Regions from separate parts of the Mus musculus genome. Here all the other regions are linked to region 2. Evidence: chromatin contacts called from ENCODE Hi-C or POLR2A ChIA-PET data. All regions are on one chromosome and are shown on one strand. The core of a region is the stretch at or near the end of the contact, and the rest is flanking DNA. Distances in the headings are between cores, read along the strand shown.

What was found. A loop is a pair of places that touch in the nucleus more often than their neighbours do. ChIA-PET counts read pairs that join two places held with the same protein, here RNA polymerase II (POLR2A).
Region 1: a loop to region 2 is called in a map of T-helper 2 cell, with 2.4 times the contacts of the local background. The contact joins the promoter of Slc16a3 here to the promoter of Fasn in region 2. A Hi-C loop is called at or near these places in 1 of 37 maps with a recorded cell type or tissue (T-helper 2 cell). POLR2A ChIA-PET finds 5 or more read pairs at or near these places in 2 of 5 experiments (both embryonic stem cell).
Region 3: POLR2A ChIA-PET joins it to region 2 with 14 read pairs in Patski. The contact joins the promoter of A430102A20Rik here to the promoter of Fasn in region 2. POLR2A ChIA-PET finds 5 or more read pairs at or near these places in 2 of 5 experiments (Patski and embryonic stem cell).
Region 4: POLR2A ChIA-PET joins it to region 2 with 11 read pairs in embryonic stem cell. The contact joins the promoter of Rac3 here to the promoter of Fasn in region 2. POLR2A ChIA-PET finds 5 or more read pairs at or near these places in 3 of 5 experiments (Patski and embryonic stem cell).
Region 5: a loop to region 2 is called in a map of heart, with 5 times the contacts of the local background. The contact joins the enhancer-like site here to the promoter of Fasn in region 2. A Hi-C loop is called at or near these places in 10 of 37 maps with a recorded cell type or tissue (adrenal gland, gastrocnemius, heart and 2 more). POLR2A ChIA-PET finds 5 or more read pairs at or near these places in 4 of 5 experiments (Patski and embryonic stem cell).

Annotation. Positions count from the first base shown.
Region 1 is chr11:120,947,573-120,950,414 of GRCm38, reverse strand. It overlaps Slc16a3 (solute carrier family 16 (monocarboxylic acid transporters), member 3), which reads right to left and starts at 1,348. Exons shown (of 6, transcript NM_001038653.1): 1 at 1,265-1,348.
Region 2 is chr11:120,823,082-120,825,906 of GRCm38, reverse strand. It overlaps Fasn (fatty acid synthase), which reads left to right and starts at 1,360. Exons shown (of 43, transcript NM_007988.3): 1 at 1,360-1,877.
Region 3 is chr11:120,931,558-120,934,257 of GRCm38, reverse strand. It overlaps A430102A20Rik (a long non-coding RNA gene), which reads right to left and starts at 1,394. Exons shown (of 3, transcript XR_880367.2): 1 at 1,167-1,394; 2 at 850-917; 3 at 246-702. Ccdc57 (coiled-coil domain containing 57) reads left to right here and starts at 1,386. Exons shown (of 19, transcript NM_027745.1): 1 at 1,386-1,542.
Region 4 is chr11:120,720,122-120,722,934 of GRCm38, reverse strand. Rac3 (Rac family small GTPase 3) reads right to left here and starts at 1,467. Exons shown (of 6, transcript NM_133223.4): 1 at 1,294-1,467; 2 at 633-704; 3 at 309-426; 4 at 67-129. The coding sequence starts at 1,328. Lrrc45 (leucine rich repeat containing 45) reads right to left here. Exons shown (of 18, transcript NM_153545.2): 17 at 2,602-2,749; 18 at 1,807-2,317. The coding sequence ends at 2,121.
Region 5 is chr11:120,901,811-120,904,550 of GRCm38, reverse strand. Ccdc57 (coiled-coil domain containing 57) reads left to right here. Exons shown (of 19, transcript NM_027745.1): 4 at 466-567; 5 at 871-1,028; 6 at 1,161-1,235; 7 at 2,476-2,676. Among named protein-coding and RNA genes, the nearest start is that of A430102A20Rik, 30 kb to the left of the region's middle. Within about 2 kb of position 1,295, at least 1 of the 3 ENCODE cell types and tissues checked has a DNase peak (open chromatin) inside an H3K27ac peak, as active enhancers do; it is heart, where a contact is called at or near this core.

The DNA of each region.
Region 1 (2,842 bases), core at 99-2,598, 120 kb before region 2:
AGTGAGATCGTTTTTACGGGGAGCAAGCCCTGCCCAAGGTCACTGGTGATGTGGCCAAGTCCATCTTGGAACCAAACCACTGGTTATTCAAAGTCCTTGCCAAGAAGGGGCCACATGTATCTCGGTAGTGTCCTCAGTGCCCCTTAAGGGGTAGACTCATCCTTTGCACAGCATCCTAGCTGTGCACTAGTCACTGCTCATCCTGAGTGAGTCCACACACTTTTAGGACTGTCCTCGTTCCTCAACACGGACGGACCCAGCACCCACGGGACACCAGCCAACTTTGGGCCTGTACAATGATGCCGGGAGCCCTCGGGGATAACCTGCTCCCAACAGAAGAACTTTGGGAAAGCTAATGAGCCTGTGTTATGGGGAGAACCTTGCCGTTACGCTCAGACCAACCTGTTGTCCTGAAAGGGTTCCTGTCGGCCTGGGCCCTGCTGCCCTCTCCTTGCTTGTCACCCAGATTCCAAGCACTATCAGCTGTCCAGAGTTAACAGTTTCTTGAGCCTGTCTGTTGACTGGACCAGCATCCAGGCAGGCGCCTAGTCAACCCACTTGTCAGGTAAGAAAACAGACCGTGCCTGGTTTTCCTATCGGATGAGAATAGAGCAAACAGAGCCCACTCCGGAGGAAAACCCCACTTTCATGTGCCTAGTTTGGGTTAATAGTGGTGGCTGGGTAAGAGTTGATGAGTTTAAGATGGTAGAAAAGGTGGATGTAAAGAGATGAAAGAGACCCGAGGGCATACCTCCCCCAACGTGGCACCATTCCGAAGCGCACGTGTCCCTCTCTCTCACTGGGCGGCCTGCTGACGCCCGCTGGAGATTCGGGGTTCCAAGGAGGCTGTAGCATTCCCACCAAATATAGCCCAGGTTCCCCGGCCGTCCGGCCACGCTCCAACCCTCTTGGGCCGAGCTATTTATACTCTGGACGTTTGGTCGCCCAGGGCAGCTGCCCTCCTGGACGAAGCCCAGCCCCCGAGGGCTACCGGATGGATAGATAGGCGTCTACGAGGGCAGGGAAGCAGGATGCAAGCGCGCAACTGGCTGTTCATGGCCCTTTGGTGGAGCCGCAGTGGTGAGAAGGTTCTCCAAGTCAAGAAAGAATGGGGCTGGAGAACCAGGAGGAGAGAGGGTCAGGGGCCGGGAGCTCCAGGTCTGGATCCCCCGCCTGATGATCGAAGGCCCCAAACCTTGGGCGACTGGAGGCGGGGGGAGGGTCCCAGCCTCGCTCCGCGCGCCAAGCATCTCGCCGCGCCTACCTGTTACCGCCAGCCGCTGTATCTGCCTCTGTCCGCCTTGGCTGCCCGGCGCCGCGCCGGGGGCGACTTTAAGTGCTCTCATCCGTCGCGCGGCACGTCCCCCGCGCACGTCACCGCTGCCTGGCGCCGCCCCTGCCCTCCCCACCCGGACCCCGCGCCGCTGCCGGAGGGGGCGCCCTGGCCGCTGTTCCCCGACGGCGCGGACAATGCCATCTCCACTTAACAGGGAGACCAGGCTGGCACTCGCTCTATAGGCGCCCGGGGCCCGGGCCCCACCCAACGCAGACCTTCTCACTGTTCTCTTCCGCGCCCTTGGGCCGTGACTACCCACCTCTGCTTCCCATTCTACCCTCCATTTATCCCCTCCCAAGACTGTGGGCTCCTTCCATGATTCCTGCAAGAGAGTGGCAATGTCCTCGCTATCTCCGAGACTGGGACCTTTTGCCCTCCAGACCCTGGCCTTCTGGCCTGCGCCTTCTGCCGGGTGGCACACGCCCCCACCACACCTCATGCACACAGGGCTCCTGCCGCCTGCCTACTTCGGACTTTCGCCCCATCCAAACCACCATACCTTGCTCGTGCCTCAGCCTGGGCTATTGTGTGGCTGTGGCAGCTGTCTTCCCTAGTTAGGAAGACTCAGGCACCTTGGACTGACCGGGGATCTTGGGCAAGGCTGTCAACCTCCCTGAACTTCCGTTTTCCCCTGTGGTCGGGGCCCTGCAACAAAGTCAGATACAGGCACTGACACAGCCCTGCTCTGTCGCCCCTCAACTCCTATAGAAGTGATTTTTATGGGGGGATTTCTGCTCCACTCTAGCCTGTATAGCTCCCTGGGGGGCGGGGGGGGGGGCAAAGAAACCTGGTGTTTTTATTAACAAGCTGTAAGTTTAAACCGGGCAGGTTCTGAGATTGCTATAACATCCTAACTATAGACGCCACATTACTTGCCAACTGAGTCTTGCTGTGTTTGCTCTGCCCCATGAGTGTCCTCAGCGATTTTCTCTCGGCCACGTGCTCATGGTCCATCCTCCCAGACCATCCTGCCTCAAGGCAGGCCTCTTCCTTCCCCTGCCTTTTTCCTTTTCCTGGTACCTACTGGAGATACCCCTACTCATCTCAAGTTCCACCTTCCTCTCTTTCCTGCCCAGTCACAGGCTTTAGCCTTTTACTATCCAATCAGAAGTTATTGGGGAGCATTCTCCACAGCACATTGGTCAATACGCTGCCCATGTCCAGACTGCAACCTGATCTTGGGGCACAGAACTCTTGGGGCATCTGAATACACAGAGCACAAGAGCAATCCTAACACTCCCAGCCCAGTGTGGGAGATGAGGACAGGACAGCAGCTTTGCATGCTGCTCTACAAATGCTGACTTCCCGGAAAGGAACAGGATTGGGAGAGAGTAGAGCCATTCTGAGCTGGGAGAGTTCTTTCCAGTCCTCCGAGGGGTGCAAGGGGTGCCGATTCAAACCCATGCCACACAATGGAAATGACCAATGACCGGGCAGTTTGGGTGAGGAGATGAGGAGGCATCTCGGAGTATGGCCTTTGGTGGACAGGGCCCAAGACACTTACCC
Region 2 (2,825 bases), core at 111-2,610:
AGAGAGAGCCATAGGATGCTTTTACAAGAGCCCACCTAGGTACACTGTGCTGTTTTCACGACTGGCAGGGGCCATGGCAGGCCATCCTGACGTGGCTCTCTCATATCCACATCTGGCAATCCACTTTGTTTGTCACGTGTTTCTGAGATGTAGCCATGCAACTTCCTTTGGTGAAAAGATGATCAGAGAAGTTTGCTCTGCCCTCAGCATCCTGCTCTGTGCACGGCCCAGACTCTGCATCCCTGGGTTACATCTCCTCCAGCTGAGACCCTGACAGCTGCAGAGGGCAGAGCTCTGCTGACCACTTAGGGTTGGCCAGCAGCCTGGCCAGTGAGAAGGCAAACATGACCTATCTCAAGGCACCAGGAGCTGGGGTGGGACTGCTCTGGCTAGTATGTGTACAGGCCTTTTGTAAAACTTTCCTAGGCTGGCCCTGAAACCCAAAGACACCCACAAAGGCATAGGGGCAAAATGGGAGAGCTTGGGGGCAAGCCAGCTTATGGGCAGAATACACCTGCCAGTCCTATAGGCTGCCCTTCAGGGTCCCTGCTTAGCCTCCTTCCACAGAAAGCCTGGGTGGATAGCCAAGTTGGAGAAGCTAGAAGCCAGGGTTGACAAGCAAGGCTCTGAGGCTCTGGCTTTTGCTATAGACTTGCAGTCAAGGACCACTGACACTAGCCCCCTTCCCCCTCCCCCCCACTCCCGGGCCATTACCCCATAAGGAGGTCAGTCTTAGTGGCCTGGGCCTGTAGTGGAAGGACAGGAGGGAAGGGAACAACCTCTCTAGGCACTCAAGGGACCCAACCCTGAGAAGTCTGTGTCTTTTTGGACGGTGAGTTTTGTCATCCCCCGCCCCCAAATTCGATAACCCTTTGAAAAGAGGAATTTAAAGGGAGGGAGGGAGAGGGTCCCGGAAACTCAGGGAGGCGCGCAGCAGCTCCTTTGTTCCCACCAGGCGGGGGAGGGGTGGTATCCCGCTCGCCAGATGGCCGCGCCTGGACACTGAGCGGACTCCGGAGGCCGCCACACGCGCCCGTCAGTGTTCCCTATCCTGCCTACTGCTCCCGTCCCTGCCCGCATCCTGGTCTCCAAGGTGGCCACAGAGGGTGGGAGTCCGAGAAAGCTGGGCCACGATGACCGGTAGTAACCCCGCCTGAGGCGCCCTCCGCCAGGGTCAACGACCGCGCTTGCGCGGGGGCCCGCGAAGTGCTTTGCCGCTGTTGCCGGCCCATCACCCTATTGCCTAGCAACGCCCACCCGCGCGCCGCCATTGGGCCACCGAGAACGGCCTCGGTGTCCAATTGGTTTCGATGTGGAGCAGGCCACGCCCCTCGGTTCCGCGCGCGCTACGATCGCGGCGTGGAATCGCAGCGACACGGACCTGTCCCCCCGCGTGGCCCTGGTGTCCTCCTCAGTGCAGAGTTTCCAGTGTGACCAAGCACGCCCGACCCACACTGCGCGCGCACAGTGCACACCTGGCACCGGCCGCGAGGGGGTGGGGGTGGGAGGACAGAGATGAGGGCGTCGGGATGAGCCCCGCGTGGCCCGCGCGAGGCCGGGGGCGGGGACGGAAGCAGGCGGGGGCTGCGCGTTCCTTGTGCTCCAGCGCGCGCCCGTGCAGGGTCCCGGCTGGGGGCGGCGCGCGCGGGCATCACCCCACCGGCGGCGGCGCGCCGGGTCCCGGGGCGCAGCCCCGACGCTCATTGGCCTGGGCGGCGCAGCCAAGCTGTCAGCCCATGTGGCGTGGCCGCGCGGGGATGGCCGCGGTTTAAATAGCGCCGGCGCGGCCTAGAGGGAGCCAGAGAGACGGCAGCGGCGTCCCGTCCAGTTCGCCTGCCGCGCTCCTCGCTTGTCGTCTGCCTCCAGAGCCCAGACAGGTACGCCGCTGCGTTCGGGGTTCCGGGGCGGCAGGCCGGTGTCGGGATGCCACGGCTCCAGTGGAAGGATAGGCGGGCGCCCATCCTCGGCACCCCTGCGCTCACAAAAGCGCCGCCGCGCCCCTCCGACAGCCAGCCACCGGGCTGAGCTCCGCGATCAGGCCGAGAGGGGCGCGGGAGGGGTGTGCGGAGAGCCAGCGCGGCGGGCCGCTGTCACGTGGGCGCCGCGCCAACCGGGTGCAGGAGTCTGGGCGCCTCGTGGATGGGGCCGGGGCCTTCACTCGCACTGGGCGGCTTTGGCAGGGCGCAGGAGGCCGCGGTGGTACCCGGGCTTCAGCTTGGAGAAGGCAGATGCGGGTCTGGGTGCGCACGAGGCCCCAGGGGCCTCAGCGGAAGTCATCAGACCATCCAGGCCTCACCGGCTGGGTGGCACGGAAGCCTTCTCGTTGGACTACGGTTGCAAGGCCTGAACTGCCCTGGGCAAGTGCCTTAGGGACAGGAGGATCTAGCAGATCCTTCTGCTGCCTCGGCCAGGTTACAAAGTGTTCGACCAGATGGCGAGAGGCTTCACCTTTCCCCTAACCGCACCAAGCTGAGAGTAGTATTCCAGGTCGGACCTTGCTGAAAGGGTCCATTGGCAGGGGATCGGTTTGCCTCAGCCCTGCTAGGCCTGGGCACTCACTAGTTGTCGGGCCTGTTCCCTCTGGGTCCTAACCAAGCCTGGCGTCCTGGCTGGCACTGAACGGCAGTCAGTCTCCACCCTCTTCGTGAAAGGGAAGCGCGCTGGCTTCCCCGTGGCTTAAGGTGAGAGTGCCCCAGACCCTGTTTCTTGAAGCCCCACTTCTGTTTGCAAGTTCCTGATTTGACTAGCCTGGGATGGAGCATCCAGTAGGCAACTGGAGATCCTATGGTCCCAGGTAGCTCTGGCAAAACATGGTAGGGTCAGGC
Region 3 (2,700 bases), core at 145-2,644, 110 kb before region 2:
GTGATGGTGGGGTGAAACAGGGGTGGGAAAAAGAACCACAAAGTAGCAAAGACCAACTACAGGAAGCTCCTGTGACAGAGTGAGGCAGAGACAAGGGGTGTGAACATACTTGTGGAATGGGGCTGACCCTTGGACCCCTCAATTAAGGCAAGGGTTTTACATTTGACAGCAAAGAACTGGCAGTTGAGGTTACCTCACTTTCTAATAGAACAGAAGGCCCCTAGAAGTTCAGGGGACTCCCTGGCTGAGAAGAAGGCTACAAAGACAAGCTGGTTGGGGGAAGGTTCAAACACCAAGCATTTGCTGTCAGGAAGTGGGGACAGCAAGTTGAGGGAAAGAGACTGACGGGTAGAGGAAGACGGCAGGATATAGGACAGGAAAGTAGGAATGACTAGACTTCTTGATACTGCCCTCCTGGAGGAGGGGATTCCCAGACACTCCCCATCCCCTAGGAATTATGCTGGTTTAGGTGTGTATGCCAGTTCCAGGACCAGGCCACAGTTTAACTTCTTCAGTATAAAGAGATAAGAATACCATTCTTTTTATTATTTGTGACTGTGTGAACGTGCAGACCATAACATATGGGGGATAGGGAAGACTCATGGGAATTGGTTCTCTCCTTCCATTCTGTGGGTCCCAGAGTGTGAATCAGGTCATCAGACTGACACATCCACAGAGCCATCTCCCTGGCCCTCAGATGACCTAAGGATTTAAAGAAAGACAAAGGCGAGCCTACAACGAATTCCTGGGGCTCATGCAGGCCCTTCCCAGCAACCAGCCCCATTCCATCCAACTCTTCTTAGTCCAGGACACGCTCCATGAAAGCTGGGGTCTTGGAGGATCATTCACCTTTTGATGCTTGGGGTTTCAGACCAAATCGTGGATGGACTTCTTGTGACTGCGCCTTACCCAGGGCTCTGAAAGAGGATCAACTTCTTCACTTAGCCCTCTCCGCCTGGCGACATGCCCTAGGTGCAACCTCCACCCACTCTTGCCATGTGCACCCTTGTTACAGTCTCATGTGCAGTCTACAAAGGGAAAACCTGAGTCCCAGAATAACTTCCCACCCACGACTTGCAGGTTCCATCCCTGAGCTCCCAGTCCCTCCGCCTACAGGCACCTCCTGCTAAGCTGAAGTTAGCCCTTTGGGACTCCAGAATGGGCACCTTGGGGACCCTCAGGACAGCTGGGGGAGGGCACAGGGCCCCGTAGGTGTAGGTCCTTGCTCACTGGCTCGCACTACTCAGGGAGTCTGCTAGGCCACGGAACCCCAAGCGTCTCTTCCTTCGGTACCAGCGCACAGGTCGGAACTCTTTTGTGTTGAGACTCCTGTTTCTGCCCGGCGGGATCGGAGCGCCGCTCAGGGTGCACCGGGACCAAGGTTACTGACTCCAGTCGCTATGGTAACGTGGCCCGCGCTGTAGGTTCGGGCGGGAGAGTGCTGGCGCTCGGAATCCTGGAGACCCGGGTCCCAGCTGGCGCAGCTCTAGGTCGCACGCGGGAGACGAAGCTAATTCCGCTGGGACCGTCCTGGCACACGCGGTGAGTGGACGGTCATCGCATCAGGTTCTTGCTCCCCTGTAGCTTTCTTTGACTCAGACTCCCAAACGCCTACCTCGTGATTAGCCACACGCGCTTCACAGCGCTTCAGTCCCTCACTGACTTCATTAGTCCATTATCTTGTAGACTACTTGTCATCCTGGCTTGGCCCGATATTTTACACAATTAAGTTACACATTTTAAACAAGAAAATGGCGCGCTCGTGCCTCCCAGAAGGCAAACGCCCCATTACTGGGGAATACTTTCGTCGCCAAGGTTTGAGTGGTTTAAGTGGTGGCTGCCAAGGGGCTAACATAAAGTTATTATTTTCTACTCGGCATGGTGGCACATGCTTTAAAATCCCAGGATTTGGGGGCAGAGGCAGGCGGATTTCTGTTATTTCGAGGCCGGCCTGGTCTGCATAGTTCCAGGACAGCCAGAGCTATGTAGAGACTCTGTCTTAAAATCTAAATAAATAACAAGGTTTCTGTTTTCTTTCCTTTTTTTTTTAAGATTTATTTATTTATTATATGTAAGTACACTGCAGCTGTCTTCAGACACATTAGAAGAGGGCATCAGATCCTACTACAGATGGTTGTGAGCCACTATGTGGTTGCTGGGATTTGAACTCAGGACCTTTAGAAGAGCAGTCGGGTGCTCTTACCCACTGAGCCATCTCACCAGCCCCCAGGTTTCTATTTTCTTATTGTAAATAATAAACACCATTTGGGGAGGTGCTTGACTGTGTAAAAGTCTTGCTTTTAACCATATTTTCAGCTACTAATTTTAGCATACGTCAGTGAAAGCTTCCTGATTTTTTTTTTTCTTTTGATTTCATGTTTTATTCTTGCTATGTTGGGTGCAGAAAAAGAATCACAAGTTAACTGAATCAAAGGCCATTCAGACCATTCGGACTGAAGTGGGATCCAGTTTCCAGCAGTCTTTATTTAGAATCGGCATCAGTGTAGGTTTCAATCACTGCTCTGGCAGCTGGGGCCCAGGGAGAGCTGCAGGAAACAAGAACAGGCTGTATTCTCCAGGGCTCCTGCCTGGGTACAGGTCGGTCCTCCCTGGGAATAGCAGGTGGAGGATAACAGCGACTCCAAGGGATGGGCTAGTCATGAAGAGATGGAGATCATTGATGTCCCCACAGGGAGGACC
Region 4 (2,813 bases), core at 218-2,717, 100 kb after region 2:
TCAGTGCCTCCCTCAGCAGAAAAGATCCCTGGCAGAGGGGTGTGCCTTCTGCCTAGACCCACCTACCTTGGCACGGACATTCTCAAAGGAGGCTGGGCTCACCAGGGAGAAGCAGATCAGAAAGACATCCTTCAGAGGGAGGGACAGACAGAAGTGACCAAAGGATGTCCTTGCAGGTAGACAAGGCTAGCTCCCCATTCCATTCAGGAACCACCCTACACCCAGAGTTCGAGGCTAGTTCCAAGGCTAGCTCCCCACTCCATTTTGGGAACCACCCCACTCCCAGAGTCGGCCCTCTTGCCGCCTACTGTTTGAGGATAGGAGAGTGGCCGAAGCCTATCGTAGTCTTCCTGGCCAGCAGTGTCCCACAGCCCCAGGTTAACTGGCTTCCCATCCACCATCACGTTGGCTGAGTAGTTGTCGAAACTGCGAAGTAGAAAGGCTAGGCTGGGCAGGGATGCCAGGCTACTGGTGCCCAGACAGAACCCAAACTCTGGCCAGCACCCCACCTCACCACGGAAACCCAGAACCAGGGTCACTTGAACCAGCCCTGGAACCTTGGGAGGTCCCATGCACGTGTGCCTGGCCTCTAGTGGCCAGCCCCGGCTACCTCCCGATCCCCATGCACTCACACTGTGGGGATATATTCTCCTGGGAAGGCGTTGGTCGTGTAGCTGATCAGCAGGCACGTCTTCCCCACGGCACTGTAGAAAGAGGTTCAGCCCACGTGGATCAAGGACCGAGCCTCCGCCCCTTCTTCCCCCACCCCCGGCAAGGACAGCACGCTCCTACAGAGCTAGAGGTTACTTTGGGTGACTGGGGTGGGGTGGATAGGTCGTAGCTCGGTAAATCTGCGGCCACCTGGGACTAATAGAAAACGACCAGAGCAGGCTAGCCTACGAGGGAGCACAGTAGTGGGCGCGGCTGCAAGGGCTCACAACCCTGGATAGGGCACGCCGCAACGCACAGGGGCGTCAGAGCTCCAGCACCTTGGGTGGCTGGCGCGAGGGTGGAGCCACCCAGGAATCAGCACAGGTGAGGCCCCCGCCCCACCCACTGAGAGCACCGGGCAGAGGCCGGGCAGCATCAGGTGTGCCCGGGCTGGAAGAAGTGGATAGCTTCAGCTTGACCCCACCCCATCAGTCCCTGGACGCACGCGGCCGAGCTGTGGTGGGGGCGCGGCAGAGCTGCCTCGCCTGGACCCCGCGCGTCTGTCTGCCCCGCCCCGCCGAGCCGCACCCCGTAGCCGCCTACCAGCCCCTCCGCCCCTGCGGCTCGGGACAGCGCACTCACCCATCGCCAACCACCACGCACTTGATGGCCTGCATGGGCGCGGGGCCGGGCGGCGGCGGGCGCGGCCGCGAGCCGAGCTGCGGAGAAATGCCCGGCGCCGCAGCGGCCGCGGACCCGAACGCCGAGCGAGCGGCCGGAGACAGCCGAGCACCGCCGAGTGTCGGGTGCGAAGACAGCCGAGTGCGCGCAGGCGGGGCGGGGCAAGGGGCGAGCTGCGGCGGGGGCGGAGCCCCAGCCAGTCCTTGGACCCCGAAGGCTCAGGCTGAGGGTCCGCACCCAGGAACAAGGACGTGCCACGGTGTAGCTCAGGTTGGCGACGCCACAGAAATGGATGCGCCGGGGCGGCCGAGACTGATGCTTAACAGGGACACCAGCCCACCCTGCAGCCGAGAAACCCTCGTGTCTACGACCCACTACAGAGGTGGCCTTCCTAGTTGCCTGAGAGCAATCAGAGTGACCCAGTAGTCATTTTCGCGGTTGGGGCAACTGGTGCAGAAAGGAACTGGACGAGAATTTATCACCAAGTACAAAAGTTCTGTATTTCCACCCTGCCATTGGGGAGTCTGCTTCCTCCCACCGCTGTCCTGTCCTGTTTGTGGTTCTGGGACCGGGTTGTCTGAGCGCGATCCTGTATGCTTCATCGCGCCTATGCTAACGGTGAACTGTGGATGAAGTCCCTTGGACCGGCAGGTGTGCCGCTGAGCACCGATGTTGACAGAACCCTGCCCTGCAACTGCAGCTGATGCTTTTTGGACCCCGGGCCTGCCCTTGAGAATGGGATGCAGCATTTCTACCCTCGCTGGGCGCTTCGGTTCTCCCGCTTCCCTTCATTTAGGGGGACTCAAGGCTCTCAGAGGGGACCCCTGCACGTAAGCCAAGACAGCGTTTTGCAGGAAGCTTGCCCTCTGGGCCTCTTCGTCCCGGATACGGGAGATTTCTGCCTCTTTGAGCCGCAGCTTCTCTCGGAGAGATGCGTTCTCACTCTCTCTGTCCAACAGCGCCTCCCGGTGTTCACTCCCGATCACTGCAAGAGAGAGACTCAATAAGGAGGGGGTAGTAGGTGTCTTGCCTTCCTGCAGCCATGAGGTGGTGCGGCACACCTTTAATAATAATAGCTCTTGGAAGGCAGAGGCAGGCAGATCTGAGTTCGAAGGCCAGCCTGGTCTACAGAGTGAGTTATAGGGCAGCCAGGGCTACACAGAGAAACCCTGTCTCAAAAAGGGGGGGGGGGGGGGCTGGGTCTTTAGAAAGGAAATTCCCCCACTTTTACCCCCGCCAAACTCAGCTGCCCAGGTGACATGTGCTAACCTTTCATTTGACGCTCCAGGGCTGCCACCTTCTCTCTCAGCGCCTCCTGGGCCACCAGGTCAGCCTGCATACGGCCCATCTGTTCCTGCAGCTCTACTCTGACCCTGGCCACTTCGGCCACTTTTTCTTGGTCTTTGTTGATCAGCTCCTGGGATGGGGTTGGGGAGGGTGAGATCATGGCCTGGATGCAAACTCCTGGTGTCTGTGCCCCT
Region 5 (2,740 bases), core at 46-2,545, 79 kb before region 2:
TATGCTAGCCTGACAGCAATGGCTGCAACCTGGGTGCTCACCGAACTGCAAGAGTTACAGTCATCCCTCAGAGAGAGGCTTCTTAAAATGGTTTCATCTATGACCCCATTTTACCTGAGAATTTTTGTTGTTCTGTCGTTGGTTGGTTGGTTGGTTTTGTTTGTTTTTCGAGACAGGGTTTCTCTGTGTAGCCTTGGCTGTCCTAGAACTCACTCTGTAGACCAGGCTGGCCTCAAACTCAGAAATCCGCTTGCCTCTGCCTCCTGAGTGCTGGGATTAAAAGCGTGTATAGATGTACAGATATTGAAGAGTGGTGGTAGGGAAATAGAGGTAAGCAGTTTATCTGTAGAACAGAAAACTTTGTTTGTAGTATAAAACCGTGATTCACACTGTGTGTCAGTCTCACACCTAAGCTGAGGCCTTGGCGGCAGCCACTCTCCTTCACTCCTGGCTCTTTTGTCCCAGGAGCTGCTGCTGGAGTTTGAATCTAAAATGCAGAGAAGAGAGCATGAGTTCCAGCTGAGGGCTGACGACATGAGCAACGTAGTCCTGACACATGAGCTCAAGGTAACTGGCTGGCCCTGGGCTTCGAATCACCATTGCAACTTTAATTACCCAGTGCTGCAGAATACCATGCTGTTCCTTTGTTAGTCAGTCAGTCAGTCAGTCAGTCTGTCTGTTTGTTTGTTTGTTTGTTGAGACAGGGTTTCTCTGTGTAGTCCCGTCTATCTTGGAACTCACTCTGTAGACCAGGCTGGCCTTGAACTTAGAGCTCCGCCTGCCTGTGCCTGCCGAGCGCTGGGACCACGCCAGGCTTCACACTGTTCCTTTTACCCATCTCCTCTCCTGGAACTTTTCAATCTTTCTCAGATAAAACTACTAAACAAAGAGCTGCAAGCTCTGAGAGACGCTGGAGCACGGGCAGCAGAGAGTCTGCAGAAGGCAGAAGCAGAACACGTGGAATTAGAGAGGAAGCTGCAGGAGCGTGCCCGGGAACTCCAGGATCTGGAGGCCGTGAAGGACGCTCGGTGCGTAGGTTCTGTTCTCCAGGCATTGTGGCCGTAAGGACTAGATCTGGTGGCGTTGCCTTCCTGGCATCTTTCCGTTCTACTCTTTGATCTCTTACGTAACTGCTCTTTACTGATACGGTTTCTGTTTAGGATAAAGGGCTTGGAGAAGAAGCTTTACTCGGCACAGCTGGCCAAGAAGAAAGCTGAGGAGACTTTCAGGAGGAAGTGCGTATTTCTGCCTGGGTGGTGCCACTGGAAAAGAGTCTAGATCTTGCTTACTGGAGACAAGAGCCCTGTGGCAGGTGGGCGGGCAGCCTGAGCTGGGACGCTGCTGTGGCTGGCACCATGCTCTCCTTCCTCAGAGAGGGTTAGGCATCCGGTGTCTCCAAGCTTAAACTTTTTAAGGACCAAGAGTCCAATTCAGGTCATTGATAAAACACAAACTAAGAATGTTGAAAACTCTGGATTTAGTCTCCAGTGTCTAAAACAGGCTTTTAAAAATATAACCTTAGTTAAATTTTAACTTTTATGGGTAAATGAGATGGCTTTGTGGATAAAGTCACTTGTCACCATAGCTGGTGACCTGAGTTCCATCCCTGGAACCCATGTGGTAAAAGGAGAGAACTGACTCCACACATATGCCTCCATACTAGGTAAATAAGTATTTAAAAATTAAGCGTTAACATTTAGACCTTGGCTGTCTTACTAGCTAGTGTATAAGTTTTAGACGATCGCCTCAAGCTTTGCCATGCTGATGTCCCCCTACTATTGCTGATGTAGACTCTGGATTCTGTCCCTCTGACTGCAGCAGGCTCTTCACGTTGCCAGGTCTGGGACACCCAGGAAGTGGTGGTGTGCTGCCTCAAGGCGGAGCTTCAGCCATGCAGTTAAAGCATTGCTCCTCCCCCCAGTACTGCAGGGTTCGGGAGGTGCTGGGACAGTAAGGAGTCGGTCAACGAGGAGTGGGGCGGGGATGCCAGCTGGAAGCTCAGTGTGGACTCAGCAAGACGCATTTACTCTCTCTTCTAAAGGGAACAGTAACTGTAGCTACCACACACCACACACTCAGGCTGCCCAGTTACACTTGGGAGGGGAAGAAATTTTCTCTTGTGTTTTCTCATGCCACTATTTGTGCAGTACGGACAAACTGATACACTAAGGGAGTGCTCAGGAGTCTGCCCATCTGAGAGGCAGGTGGCATCTGTTTTCCATGGCTGGTCAAGCGTAGGTTGTTAGGAGTGTTTTGTGAATCTGCTTTGGTATCTGTGTGAGCTTTGGGGGCCTCCGAGAGCCCGGCACCTAAGAAGATCTGCTTACATGGGAAGAGCTAGCGCGCCCACAAGTTACTCCTGCAGAGTCAGCCATCTTGTCAGGGACAGCTGTAGTGTAAGAAAAGGATGGCAAACACTTTGGAAGGTTCCAGGGCACTGAGTGAGCCACCGCGGGACCCTCCCCTGTGTTTCAGACATGAAGAGCTTGACCGTCAAGCCAGGGAGAAAGACACAGTGCTGGCGGCAGTGAAGCGCGCCCATGCAGAGGAGCTGCAGACGCTGGACGCCAAGGTGCTGGAGCTTCAGTTCCTCTGTGAAACCCTGGAGGGACAACTGCGCAGGGCTGAGTGCACAAGAGCAGAGGACGCCAAGGAGAAGAACGCCCTTACTGACAAGTGAGCTGCTGCCTCTGGCCGGCCCAGCCCAACAGCCTCGTGTGCCTGTGTCCAAGGCAGAGGC